Regions from separate parts of the Homo sapiens genome. Here region 2 is linked to region 1. The links are chromatin contacts, found by Hi-C or POLR2A ChIA-PET in ENCODE. All regions are on one chromosome and are shown on one strand. Each heading gives the region's core, a stretch centred on a gene start or an enhancer-like site at or near the end of the contact. The rest is flanking DNA. Distances are from core to core; before and after follow the strand shown. Region 1 holds the start of JADE3 (jade family PHD finger 3). Region 2 holds the start of UXT-AS1 (UXT antisense RNA 1).

What was found. Hi-C counts contacts between places; a loop is a spot of excess contacts on that map. ChIA-PET counts read pairs that join two places held with the same protein, here RNA polymerase II (POLR2A). Pooled maps may share reads with other maps.
Region 2: a loop to region 1 is called in a pooled map, with 3 times the contacts of the local background. The contact joins the promoter of UXT-AS1 here to the promoter of JADE3 in region 1. A Hi-C loop is called at or near these places in 2 of 50 pooled maps. POLR2A ChIA-PET finds 5 or more read pairs at or near these places in 2 of 52 experiments (HEK293 and Panc1).

Annotation. Positions count from the first base shown.
Region 1 is chrX:46,908,542-46,915,883 of GRCh38, forward strand. It overlaps JADE3 (jade family PHD finger 3), which reads left to right and starts at 3,880. Exons shown (of 11, transcript NM_014735.5): 1 at 3,880-4,178. RefSeq lists an enhancer at 3,653-3,947 and silencers at 3,688-3,817, 4,258-4,667.
Region 2 is chrX:47,655,194-47,662,535 of GRCh38, forward strand. It overlaps UXT-AS1 (UXT antisense RNA 1), which reads left to right and starts at 3,640. Exons shown (of 2, transcript NR_028119.1): 1 at 3,640-3,987; 2 at 4,702-4,918. UXT (ubiquitously expressed prefoldin like chaperone) reads right to left here and starts at 3,987. Exons shown (of 7, transcript NM_004182.4): 1 at 3,922-3,987; 2 at 3,637-3,743; 3 at 2,589-2,670; 4 at 2,379-2,446; 5 at 1,990-2,097. The coding sequence starts at 3,734. RefSeq lists enhancers at 3,331-3,834, 3,819-4,078, 3,835-4,336, silencers at 3,559-3,638, 3,917-4,256 and a cis regulatory region at 6,958-7,342.

The DNA of each region.
Region 1 (7,342 bases), core at 2,630-5,129:
TCCACTCTTATTCAACATTGTACTGAATGTTCTAGCTAGAACAAGACGGCAAGAAAAGGAAATAAAATGCGCACAGATTGGAAAGGAAGAAATAAAACTGTCCCTATTCACAGATAATATGATTGTCTACATAGAAAATCCCAAAGAATCTGCTGAAAAATTCCTAGAACTAGTAAGTGAGTTTAGTAAGGTCAGAGGAAACAAGATCAACACATAAAAATTAATTGCATTTCTATATATTAACAATGACCAATGAATGTGAAGACAAATTAAAAACACAATACCACTTACAATCATGACAAAGAAAATGAAATACTTAGGTATATATTTAACAAAACATGCATAGGTTCTGTATGCTGGAAATTCAAAAATGCTGACGAAAGAAGTCAAGGAAGATCTAAATAAATGGAGAGATAGACATATCGTGTTCATGGATTGGAAAATTCAATATACAATAGTAAAGATGTCAATTCACCTTAAACTGATCTATAGGCTTAACACAATTTCTTTCAAAATCCCAGCAAGGTTTTCGTAGATACAGAATACACTCATTCCAAAATTTATATGGAAAGGCAAATGACCTTGAATGGCTAAAACAATTCTGAGAAAGAACAATAAAGTGGGAGGAAGTGCTCTACCCAATGTTAAGGCTTATTATATAGCTAGAGTAATCAAGACTGGTATTCACAGAGGTATAGGCACATAGATCGATAGAACAGAATAGCGAACCCAGAAACAGCCCCACACAAATAGCCCCACACAAATATGCCCAATCGATTTTTTCAAACGTGCAGAAGCAATTCAGTGGAGGAAAAGTAGTCATTTTATTTGAGCCATCAGACAACCATAGACAAAAATATGAACCTCAACCTTAGGTTTAGATCCTATATAAAAAGTAAATGAATCATGCACTTAAATGTAAAATATAAAACTATAACACTTATAGAAGGAAAGATAAGAGAAAATCTTCAGGACCTGGAGCTAGATGAAGATGTCTTAGCCATGACACAAAAACATGATACATAAATGCAAAAATTGATAAATTGGACATCATCAAAATTTAAAATTTGGTCTGCAAAATCTCTTAAGAGGATGAAAAGACCAGCTACAAACTGGGAAAAATATTTGCAGATCACATATCTGACAGAGGACTTGTATCTAGAATGTAGTATACAGAATTCTCAAAATTTAACAGTAGGAAACAATCTGATTAGAAAATGGGCAAAAGACTTGAACGGACATTTCACCAAAGAGGTTATACAGATGGCAAATAAGCACATGAAAAGATGCTCAACAGCATTAGCCATTAAGGAAATGCAATTTAAAACAACAATGAGGTATCACTACACACCTATTAGAATGGCTAAAAGAAAAAGATAGTGACAATACCAAATGCTGACAAAGATGTGGAGAAACTAGATCTCTTATACATTGCTGGTGGTAATATAAAGTGGTATAGTCTGGAAAAGTTTGGCATTTTCTTGTAACACTAAATATACACTTACCATCTGACCCAGCAATTGCACTCCTGAGCATCTGTCACAGAGAAATGAAAACTTATGTTTACACAAAAACTTCTACATTAATGCTCATAGCAGTTCTATTCTTAATAGGCAGACATTGGAAACAACTCAAATGACCTTCAATGCATGAATAAACAAACTGTAGGACATCCATACTACAGAATACTACTCAGTAATAAAAAGCAACAAATCATTGAGACATGCAACAAACTTGGGTACATCTCAAGAAAATCATGCTGAGTGAAGAAAAGCTGATTTCAAAAGGTATGATTCCATTTATGTAATACTCTTGAAATGACAAATTTATAGAGATGGAGAACGTGTTAGGGGTTGCCAGAAATTAGAGGAGGAGAAAGCGGTGACTGTGACTACAAAGTGTAGCAGGAGGAATCTTTGTGGTGGAGAAAAAGTTGATTGTGGTGATTACACAAATTTAAATGTGTTAAAATTGCACAGAACTATATACACAGACTCAGAAATCAGTGCATGAAAATTGATGAAATCTGGATAAGGTCTGTGGACTGTATTAATGTTAATATCTATATTGTATTATAGTTATCTATTACCATTGGGGGAAACTGGGCAAAGGGTACATGGGACCACTCTGTACATTTTTTTTTACAACTTCTGATGAATCTATAATTATTTTTAAATAAGTATAATAAAGTGAGATAAGTCTGAAGGACTACGAATATTTTAGAACTCACGCATTTCCATATTATGGAATATAACTAGATCTTTAACATGGAAAACAGACAAAATACAAAAGAGCCTACATTATTGTTCATCCTAGAAATGTAAACGAAAATAGCCCAGGACAGTAGCTCATGCCTGTAATCCTAGCACTTTGGGAGGCCCAGGCAGGCAGATAGCTTGAGCTTAGGAATTCAAGACCAGCCTGAGCAACATGGTGAAACTGTCTCTACCAAATAAATAAATAAATAAATAAGTTGGGCCATGGTGGCATGTGCCTGTAGTCCCAGCTACTTGGGAGGCTGAGGTGGGAGAATCACTTCAGCCCCGGAGGTGGAGGTTGAAGGGAGCCAAGAGGTTGCAGTGAGCCAAGAGATCTCACCACTGCATTCTAGCCTGGGTGACAGGGAGCCCAGAGGTTGCAGTGAGCCGAGATCGAGCCACTGCATTCCAGCCTGGCGACAGAGTGAGACCCTGACTCAAAAAAAAAAGGAAAAGAAAAAAGAAAGAGAATGAGTTCATCATAGTTGCATATAGCACATTTCCAAACCCAGAGAGGTAAGCCAAAAAGGTTTGTTGCTTAAACATCTATATTAGGATTCAACCAAAGGATCAGAACCAGTAGGAAATTATATATATATATATATATATACACACACACACATATATATATACACACACACATATATATATACATACACACACACATACATATATATATACACACACACACACATACACCCACGGTGCCCAGCCTGCCAGAAGAATGCGTGGTGGGAATATACGTATATATACTCCCTGTTCATTCATTTCTTCGAAGCTATTGTCTTAGACGATTATGGTGGCCAAGTAAATCCAAAATCTGTAGGGCATACAGTCAGGAAGGGAAGATCAGGAGCAGGCTGGAACCAATGGACATAGGCCAAAGGTGTCATCCATAGGGGAAATTCTCTTTCTCTGACGTACTCAGCACCCTCAGCCCTGATTGAAAGGCTTTCCAACTGATTCCGTCAGGCCCACCTAGATTATCCAGGATTATCTCCCTAACTTTAAGTCAACTGATTAGGAGCTTTAATTACATCAGCAAAATACCTCCAGAGCAACACCTGGATTGGCATTCGATCAAATAACTGTGGGCGATAGCCTAACCAGTGGACACATCGAAAAAGCCACACAACATCACAAACCACCTGTGCTGGCAACTGAATAAATGAATTATGTTAATAGCCACCTTGGCTTTATTATTACAGGTAATTCAAGCACAAGCGACATAAATCAATAGCGGCCACCGAGTTGATGTATGAGAGTCCCACTTTGGAACTTCAGAGTTGGAAGGGGCCATGAAAAGCTTAGTTTGTATTTCAACACAGCCGAGGCATCTGCACCTCGTCCTCTCTAGCGCTCGGCGGGGCTGGGGCGTCTCGGGCAGTGGCGCACCCAGCTGGACGGGAGGGGAGCCCACCTGGAACGCGGCGCCGCGGGTGCGGGAGCGGCGAGTGGGCGGGGCGTCGAGGCGGCGGGTGGCGACGGCGCCCAGCCCGCCAGAAGAACGCGCGGCGGGCAGACGGCTGGGAGCCGCTCCGGTAGGGCGAGCGCGGCCGGCGGTGGGTGGGAGGAGAGGTTGGGGGAGGAAGGAAAGGGAAGAGGCGGAGCGTGGGAGCGCACAGTGTCAGGAATACAATAGTGCTCCGCGCCGCCTCAGCCGCCGCCGCCGCCCAACCGCCTGCCCAGCGCTGAGGCCTGACGGGCCGGGCGGACGAGGGCCGAGGGCGGGAGCTGAGGCGCGGGGGGCGGCCCCGGCGGGGGGCGGGGGCGAGGAGGGGATTAAGGGGCAGGTGCGAGGGAGGGAAGAGAAGAAAGCGAGCGGTTAGGGGGGCGGTTACCACTCCGACCGGACTCACCCGGCACATTGCCGGGCCGCGGCGTGGAGCCGGGCAGGAGCCGCGAGCCAGCTGCGCGAAGGTAGGCGCCGCGGAGGCCGGACCCGGCGCGGGCGAGGTTGGGGGCGTCGCACCGGCTGGGCGGCGGGAGCGGCGGCCTCCGGGAGTGGAAGCGGGCGGCGCGGAGCGCACAGTCCCGGCCCGGCCTCGCCGCGCTCCGGGTCGCTCCGGTTCCACATCGTGGTCGCCTCCGGCGTCCCCGGCGCCTTGGGGCCGAGAGCGTGTGTGGGCTGAGGTAAAGTGCCTGGTGGCCCCTCTGCCCGCCCGGGTAGTGCCTGGTGGCCCGGGCGGGGGGCGGGGGCGGACGCGCGAGCTCGGCTGCAGCTCCCGGCTACACCGGGCAGGAATTGAGCGCCATAACTGTTGCGGCTCTTTCCTCCGGTGCCCCCTCCTGGCGCCCCCTCCTCCGTTCCTGCCCTTTGCCTGGCTTCGGGGCTGACGGGGCCAGACCCGTGGCGGGAGGACCTGCTCTGTCGGCCGCCAGGGGTCGGATGCTCCAGGGAGCGAGGGCGCGCCCTGGCTGTTTAGCTGTTGGGGGGCGGAAAGAACCGAGTGCCTGGAGAGGGGAGAACGGGTGGTGCTGGGTGCGGCGAGGCACCCCGGGAAGCCCGGGTGCCCACCCGGCGGGAGCGGGAGCGCGGGCGCCCGGCGGGCTGGCGAACTTTCCCTCCCACTGGCGGCATTGTTCGAACTGCGGGTCCGTGGCCGCCGAGCGTCGGGCGGTCCGGGGGTGGGAAAATCGTGAGGGCTTTGCTAGTCTTCCGGGGAAATTTTCCCACCGCTGGGCACGGCAAAGTTAACTTTTCTCCAGCTTTCGAGTTCGTTTTATTCCCTCCGCCCCGGGGGCCGTAGTTTGTTTTTTTGTTTTGTTTTGTTTTGTTTTTTGTTTGTTTGTTGTTTTTTTTAATAGCCTTCAATCTTTTTCTCCCGCTTTTCACAGCAGAGCCAGTGCTTCGGTGGAGTCTAGCTTTAAATTGCACAGGGCAGCCTGAGTTTGTTATTTGTGAGGAGGGGGTGGCGGGATCTGGAGTGAGTGACCACAATGGTGGTATGTGGAGGCATGTTTCAAAGTTTTTATCGCTGTGCGGCCCTGGGACATATGTGGCTACTAGGGATTTGGCAAGAAACTTGTTTGGCCGCTTCTCCGACTTTGAGTTGCAAGGAAATCCGTGGCCTCAGATGTGCGCGAGTTGTTTGTGTGTGTGTGCCGTGAGGTGCGTTTATCTATGAAGCTGAGGATGAGATTCCCCCCTCCCGCCGTCTGATTGTGTAAGAAGTCAAAACCGTGTTGAAGGTGATTCCAGTGGTGGCCTGGAGGGAAAGGCGACCTCATTCCCTGTGTTCAGTCTGATAAAGTGAACTGCTGCTCTCTAAACTTGGGAAGTAATGAAAAATAATTTAGGTAAAAACTGGTTGCACAACGTCTTTGCTTAGTTTAAGCAACCCACAATCCACTTTCCCAGACCAGTTCTCCTGTTAAATACTTTCCCTTTAGCCACTTCTTGTCAGCCTAGGCTGGGAGGGGGAAAGAGTAGGGCTGAGAGAGGAGTCGGTCTGAACAAAGCATTGTGTTTTTATTTAGTTTAATACTTCCAAAACATCTGTAGACAATGGGAGTATGGGTCCCGGCCTTCGTACCCTTTGAGTAGTGTGGTTCTCATGCTTTTGTAGCATCATGTGATTACTCTTCGGATACGTAAAAATAGATTTTTTTTCTTTTTTGTTTAACCTAAGAGTATTCTACCTCCATAACATATCATTTTCTCTTTCGTTTAAAGTGAGCTCTGAGCTTAAATACTTGAACTGTAAAAGGATAATACCCTCTCTTCAAGGATTACCTGAGACCGTTGAGAAGTGTTTCAGTGCCCAGCGTGTATTCAACTTTCAATCGATGTTAGCCACCATCTTTGCCACCTTTTCTCCAGTTGTGCTCTTCTTTATGCTTTTGTTTGCTAGAGAATAGCTTTTAACCCAATATTGTTGCCTTGCTTTCTGTCCAGTCAATTCTGGAATACTCAGGGGTGCAAGTCTGGCTCTAGAATTCACACTTTCTCTCTCCCCTCTTCTCTGAGTCATGTTGCTTGCCCTCGGCAATGCGATGTGAATCTGGTCATAGGTAGAAAAAAGTAGAGAAAGGCTTCCCACTCCTCCCTGAAGTGTTGTGACCCACCTTCAGGCCCGTAGGGGAGATTCCCAGGAGCAGGACAGGTGATGGTGCAGGGCTGGCATCATAGCTAAGAAGTATGGATTGGTGAAAGTTAAAGAAGAAAGGGTGTTGAAGACTTGTAGGTTTAGTATTGTCCTCTCCTTTAATAATGCTTGTCTTTTCCCTCTCTTGTGTTCCACCAACCATAACAACCCATTTTTTCCCCTAACCTACACAAAGCCATATCTTCTTTCTGCCCACTGCTTTGAGGTCTGGCTGGAACTAGGCAAGTATTTTGGAAGAGGTGGGGGAGGTAGGAGGCATCAGGTGCTGGTAAAGACATGGCATTAGGGAGGGCTCTTACAAGCCTTGATCAGAGTTACAGAGAGCCAGTCCAAAAATGAAGCTGAGCATTATCAGGGGACATAATGCACCTACCTCCTTGTGGAGCTTACACAAAATAGGAGCTGAGAAGACAGAGGTAATATGCTGTCTTACATTAAGAAAATCTCTCATTGAGGTATGATTTACTATGATCTTGACTTGTCCCACAATATAGGTGAGAAGTGAGTGTTAGGTGACACCTGTCTGGCACTCTCCTAACATGGGGACACTTTAATGGCTCACAAGTTTCTGTTGTTCCAGTTACAGTGGCTGGGAAAGCTGAAACATTCTGGTTTGTATGGTGGGGAGGATCTAGGGTGAATGGGTAAAAGTGATGAACAAATAAACGGGTACTAGCAAGTAAGTGGTCATTACAAACCAAATAACTACCACTTTGAGTTTTCTGATTTCTGGAATCTTTATGACTCCCTCATGGTTATTTTTGCCTTGTTCCTGTAGGTCTTTCCATAGATAATAACAACAAAATTCTTACCATTAGAACTGCCTCTGTGCTTTTCTTGGGAGAAAGTAAAAAAAAAAAAAGGGTCCTGGGAAAAACTTGCCCGATTTCATAGCTAGGCTTGTGAAAAGGAAGGTGATAAGTCAGAAGACAGCCGACTGAATAAAGGACCTGGTGTGAGGAAATAGTACTGGGG
Region 2 (7,342 bases), core at 2,390-4,889, 750 kb after region 1:
CCCTTAAGCCCAGGAGGCAGAGGTTGCAGTGAGCCAAGATCGCACCACTGCACTCCAGCCTGGGCGACAAGAGCAAAATTCCGTCTCAAAAACAAAGTGGACTTGGTCTAAATGACCACCAGTTCAGAATTGTGTTGACCATGAAAGCAGGCCGTTTAATTAAACTATTTGCTAATTGGTCTGAACACCAAGAATCAGAAATCTCAGCAGGTCTGAGGTTCTTTTGGGTCCACTAGCACCTGCTAGTCCTTCCCATGGCTGGAAAGGTTTGAAAAGATAAAAATTACTGAAACTCTAAGGGAGGCAACTCTGGAAAAAATGAATGTAGAACAGACATAAACACAAAACACAACCAACAAAGAAGTTTAAATCAATGGTACTCACACTTGTGAGATGTTGTTAATCTAAGTGTATTGCTCAGTGCCCCCATGCTCATTCCATTGAAACCAAGCTCACCTCTCTTGGTAGTTTCACTAGCATACCAGGCACACTATTCCTCTTGCCAGGAATGCTCTTCGCCAGATAGCCCCATGGCTTTGTCACTCAGTCAAATGATTCAAATGTCCCTTCCTCTGGGAGGCCTTCCCTAGCTACATTTCAAATCCCTCATCTATGCTCCCAACTGCCCTTCCCTGCACAAAACCGTAAATCAAGCTTGTCCAACCTGCAACCAGTGGGCCACATGCGGTCCAGGACGGCTTTGAATGCAGCCCAACACAAATTCATAAACTTTCTTAAAACATTATGTGATTTTTTTTTGCAACTTTTTTATTTTAGCTCATCAGCTATCATTAGCATTAGTGTATTTTATGTATGGCCCAAGACAAATCTCCCAATGTGGCCCACGGAAACCAAAAGATTGGACACTCCTGCCTTAAACTCAACTGGAGCCCACATTTTCTCTCCCCATCACCCCCAACACAGATCTGCTTCAATAACCACTTTAATATGCTTCCAGCATACCCTTTCAAATTATTTCAACAAACACAAAGCCGGGTACAGCAGTGCGCCTGTAGTCCCAGTTACTTGGCAGGCTGAAGCAAGGGGATTGCTTGAGCCCAGGAGTTTGAGGATGTAGTATGCTATGATCGCAGCTGTAAACAGTCACTGCATTCCAGCCTGGGCAACACAGCGAGACACCATCTCTTAAAAACAAAAACACAGAGTGTCTACTATATGCTTGTACTACTCTAGTCACCTGGGTATAAGGGAATAAACCAAATCTCCCCCTTTGTAAAACTTACATTCTAATTGGAGGAGACAACATGAGAAAGAAATTACATAGTAAATATTAGGGGGTGATAAGTGTTAGTAGAAAAAAAGTAGAAGGAGGGGAATCAAGCATGCCAGGGGCTGTAATTTGAAAGTTAGGTTACAGAGGGCCTTGTTGAGGAAGTGACATTTAAGCAAGACGAGTGAGTGAGGAGAAAGGAAGCCATGTGGGTACTGGGGGAAAGAGCAGTGCAGGCAGAGAGAACAGCTACAGCAATATCCCTGGGGTGGGATCATTCTTGGGGTGTTGAAAGAAGCATGTGAAGGTGAGTGTGGCAGGAACACAGTGAATGAATAGTAAAATTAGCAGGAAGTGAAATCATAGGTAACTAGTTTTCTTGTTACCAATTCTAACAGGCTGAGACCTCATGGATCTGGTCATAATTGTATTTATGTATAACAGTATAGTCCTTCTAGATTGTAAGCCTTCAAGGAACTCTTCTGTCTTGTTCACTGCTGCATTCCCACTGCTAAGCACAGTGCCTGGCATACAGAAGATGCCCAATAAATGTTTGCGTGAATGAACAATACAAAGATCATTTTTTGAGTGCTTATTATGTGCTACACATGGGCTTTGCAACCCCATTTCTTCAGCCCCAGCTCTGAAGAGGAGGGGAGATGAGTCCTTAAGTATCATTCCAGGCAGCCATGGGTAAAGGGAGAAGAGTGTTGGAAATGGTGGTGTTTTTACACACTATCCTCATGGAATGGACTTACTCTGTGAGGAGAGAGCTCTTACGATCAATGAACTTGAGAGCTTCTGCCAGTGTCAACTCCAGGAAAAAACCATATCCCAGGGCCACATAGATGCGTGAAGTATCTGGGCTGAGGAAAGAGAGGTTAGAGGAAGTGGGGAGAAGTCCTTATCACTGTTTAGCATAGTTTATGTTTTGCTCCCCACCCTTCCCCAAATTGAGGCTCTGGGAAGGCAGGGATTTTGTCCTATTTTATTCACTGTCACATCCCCAGCACCTAGCTTATATCCTACTGGGATATAAAACCTCGCATAGTGCCTGGTACATAGAAGATACTCAAAAAAATATAAGTTGCATGAGGGAAGGGGTAAGCTGAACCCTGTGGGCTCAGAGGGGCGGGTAGACACTCACACCACTGTGTCAACGAAGAAGTTACAGCCCAAATCCACCTGCATATATAACTCCGAGTGCTTAGCTTCCTGTGGGGCCAGGGAAAAAGAGGTAGGGGTCAGTGGTGAACTCTTAGGTCAGGTGACAGGGTTGGGTCTGGAGTCTCTCTTCCCATTTCCCTCCCTTGCCCACACATACCAAAAAAATGGTACCCAATCCCATAGTCTTTACCTGGAGTCGCTCAATGACATTTCTCAGTTGAAGGTATTTGGCCAGCTGCTCATATACCTTGTCTCGATGGTCCAGCACCTTTCTGATGGGACGAAAGTACAATGGTGACCAATAGGCAGCCCCATTCCTCCTAGTATACCTCATATCATGACCCTCTGAGACTCTCATGTCACCATACACTGAAAAGGCTTTTTAGTGCATAAGTTAATTTTCGGCTCTGGGTCAGACTGCCTGGGTTTGGATCTGGGCTCTATCCTTTATAGATGTGTGACTTTGGCAAGTAAATAACCTGTTTGGGACTCAGTTTCCCCATTTATAAAATACAGATGACAGTATTACCTTGTAGAGTCATTAGGATTAAATGAGCGTTTACTACAAAGCATCTAGAATAATGCTTATCAAATGGTAAACTCTCTATATACATGTTAGTTATAATTACTATTATTATACTCCCAATACTGAACTCCAATCATAATGTCCCATCCTCACCCTAGAAAAATCCTCCATCCCTTTTAGGATGCTCATAGGCCTAGTTCTGAACACCTTATTTCCTGCTTAGATTAACAAAGATTGCAATAATATTTCTTCATACTCATTGAACCTCTACTATGTTTCAGGCATCCATGCTAAATTCTTGACAAAGATGGGACACATCAAAAACTCAAAACCACTGCATGGGGAAGGTTCCAGAAAACTCCCCATTTCACAGAAGAGTAAAGTTTATAGGGCACAGAAAGGCGAGGTAGGACGTATTCACAAGGATGAAGAATGGCCGAGCCAGGATTCGAACCCGAGAACTGTGGCTCCAGAAAACAAGCCTTAATCTGTTAAACATCGGAGGCCGCGCATGCGCTGACACGCCCCTGCTATGAACGCCACGTCCCAGCCAAACTGCACCCCGGATGTCGTCCCCACTTCTCGCTCCAAGGAGCGCGGGGCCGGACTCTGAACGCCTCGCCCGCCAATTCAAAGGGTTGGCCCTAACTTTGAACGCCCCACCCACCACGTGGAATGTTCCAAACGCCCCGCCCCCCGCACTGTCACTCACCGCAAGTCCCGCTGCAGCACGTCACTGATGAAGGTCTCGTAGCGCAGCACTTTCTCCCCCGTGGCCTCCACCGCCCGCCGCTTAGGGGGCGTCGCCATGATGGGCTCCTGGGGAGTGGGGAGGGGGAAGACCATGTTGACCGATCCAGTTTGGCCTCACACACAGTTCATCTCTACCCTCTCAACGCTGGGAATCGGCTTGTCCGGCTCAAGCTGGAGGTTCAGCCTTCCGCCCCTCCCAACTCGGGGACCCGACCACCCAGGGACACCCAAGCGCGGCCTTTACCTCAGGCCGCCAGCAATAAGAACGGTTGGTAGGAACCGCGGCTTCCGGGTGGCGCGGGTGAATGACGTAAGTGGCAAGCGCGCTGGCCAACCAAATAGCCAGTTGGGGAGGGGCGGGCCTGAGTGGAAGAAGACGGGCCAAAGGGGAGAAGAGAAGGGCAGGGCTTCACGGAATCCGAGGAGATCAAAGAAGACTAGGGCGTGCGAGCAGGGGCCGTCTGGCAATAAACCGGCCAATGGGGGACTGCAAAAGCGGCGCCTGGAGCCTATGGAGACCGTGTGTGGCTGGTGGGGGTGGGATTTAATGGGATTTGGCGGGTTCTAAGGTAGGCGCGACGCACAGGTGGAGGTAGAGGAAGTGAAGAGTTTAATATTTAAAAGGACCTAAAAATTGACTATGGTTCTGGTCTATAAGGAAGATCCCGTGTGATCTGTCGGCCTGGATATTGATTTTTCACACGGGAGGTTTGGATTTCACTCCTGGCAATGGGACTGAGTATAAGCATTTAAAAGGTTTTAAACAGAGACAGGTTTTCTAAAATTCATCTTTGATAACTCCAGCTCTGCACTCGCAACCCATAAGTGAGGCTCAAGTGGAAATTGACAACACTCTCTGTCTAATCACCTCGTTTGATAGTCAAATGGAGAGGGTGGCTGAAGTCCTCTGCCGAAGATTGGCCATCTTGTAGTTAGGCATAGTTCCCATGTTTTTATTTAAATGGTAAGGTTTTTGTGAATTTATTCTTATGCACTAGAGTGACTGAGTGAATTTATTTTTCAGGTTAGATTTTCAAACAAGAACTTATAACCCAGCAAGAATGGGCCTTTGCCTGGAGAAGAATCCAGACCATGGGATGAATCCCCAAATGCTATTTCCATCTGTAGAGCCTAGAGCACCCACCCCTACCAAGGAAGTCTTCCCAGATAATTTGTGTTTCATATGTAAAAGCAAGTTTTTTTTTTCAAATGCTCAAAACCCAAGCAAGTTAAGCCCTTCCTTCCTTCCTTCCTTCCTTTCTTTTCTCTCTCTCTCTCTTTCTTTCTCTCTCTCTCTCTTTCTTTCTTTTTTTTCTTTTTTAGACAGGGTCTGTGTCCCCTAGGCTGGAGTGCAGTGGTATGATCATGACTCATTGCAGCCTCAACCTCCCAGGCTCAAGTGATCCTCCCGCTTCAGCCTCTGGAGTACCTGGGACTACTGGCATACACCACCACGCCCATCTAATTTTTAAAAAAGTTTTTGTAGAGACAGAGTCTCACTATGTTGCCCAGGCTGGTCTCAAACTCCTAGGCTTAAGTGATTTGCCCACCTCGGCCTCCCAAAATGCCGAGATTATAGGCATGAGCCAGCACACCTGGCCAAGTTAAGCTTTTCTTTGCCCTTAGAACGAGATAATTGTAAAATGAAAACATTGAGATTAGTTTTTTTGGTCTGTAAATCTCATGTTACATATAGTTTAAATTACATTGAGTGTGATTGGAATAGATACTAGGTAGAAAAATATTATCTAGTTAATCTATACCACTTTCCTGTGAAAAGAGAGAAAAGAAGACACATATTTATTTAACAGAGAACACAATTCTGATGGGCTGGAGATGAGTCTGTGTAAGTCTATTAACTTATATTTCACAAAAAAGAATTTTTTACTTAAAAATGTATTTCCAACTTTATTTTTACATTTCAAACCTACAGAAAAGTTGACAGTGAACACTCATATACCCTGCACTTAAGTTCGCCAGTTGTTTTATTTTGAATTTTTAAAATTTTTTTAGAGGCAGGGTCTTGCTCTCTTGCCTAGGCTAGAATGCAGTGGTGTGATCTCGGTTCACTGCAACCTCTGCCACCGGGCTCAAGCAATCCTCCCGCCTAAGCCTCCTGCATAGCTGGGACTACAGGCATGAGCCACCATGCCCAGCTAATTTTTTGTAGAAATGGGGTTTCACCATGTTGCCCAGGCTGGTCTCGAATGCCTGAGCTCAATCAGTTCGCCTAACTCGGCCTCCCAGGGTGCTGGGATTACAGGCGTGAGCCACCATGCCCGGCCTGGATTCACTCGTTGTTAATATTTGATCACATTTGCTTTCTTTCCAGACCATAGGATAATTGTTGACATGGCTGCATAGCATTCCATTCTTTGGATGGCCTCAGATTTTTGAGCCACTCCTCTGTCACTGGATATTTGAATGTGTTCAGATATTTTCGTTGTTATAACCAGGATGGGATAAGTCTTTGCTGTCAAATTTTTGTGCGGAGCCATGATTATTTCCTTGTGATAAATTCCTAGAAGTAGAATTTATAGATTTTTTTTGAGACAGAGTCTCACTTTGTTGCCAAGGCTGGAGTGTAGTGGTGTGATCTCTGCTCATGGCAACCTCTGCCTCCTGGTTTCAAGTGATTCTTCTGCTTCAGCCTCTGGAGTAGCTAGGACTACGGGCACACACTACCATGCCGCCTAGCTAATTTTTGTATTTTTAATAGACACAGGGTTTCACCATGTTGGCCAGGCTGGTCTCGAACTTGTGGCCTCAAGTGATCTGCCCACCTCGGCCTCCCAGGGCGCTGGGATTACAGGCATGAGCCACCTCACCCGGCTGAATTTATGGATTTAAAGGAGGTCACTGCATTGTAAATCAAGTGTTGAGTGACAGTGGTACGCATAACAGTGAACCTCCTCATCTAAGCTCTATATCAGGGGTCAGCAAATTATGGCCCCTGGTTTGCTGACCCTTTACAGTTTCCTATAGCCTGCAAACTAGGAATACTATTTACATCTTTAAAGGGCTTTAGAAAAGTAAAACTAATATTTTGTGACACATCAAAATTATATGAAATTTGCATTTTAGTGTCCATTAATAAAATTTTCTTGGAACACAAGTCTCACTCATGCGTTTACATATTGTCTGTTACTGCTTTCACGCTATAATGGCAGAGTTGAGTAGTTGCCAAAGAGACCACATGGTATGGACATCCTAAAGTATTTACTATCTGGCCTTTTACAGAAAAGGTTTGCCAACCCCTGCTCTGTACAATGCCTGTCACCAATACAGAGGTTGGGGCTCTAACCAGGTGGGTCTCCCTGGCTTCCACTGGCGACCTCTTAACCTGGCTTATGGGTGCACATTTTCAGGCTGGTGCTTCTGGGAGATATGAGAGACACAGTCAGCTTGTTTCCAGCTCCAAGATGTGAGATGGACTGTGTCTCTTATGTCTGCATTTGAATCTTCTCTCCTTTCCATCCAACTTCCTGCCCCCAGCTCTGACTCATAGGTCTCTGTCTTTGCCTTTTCCCAAGAAGAGCAAGAAATGACTAAGGCCCAGGGGAGGCTGCATTTCCCTGATAGCTAATGATGTAGAACATCTTGCCATGTGCTTATTTGTCATCTACATGTCCTTTATGGTGAAATGTCTCTTCACATTCTTTGCT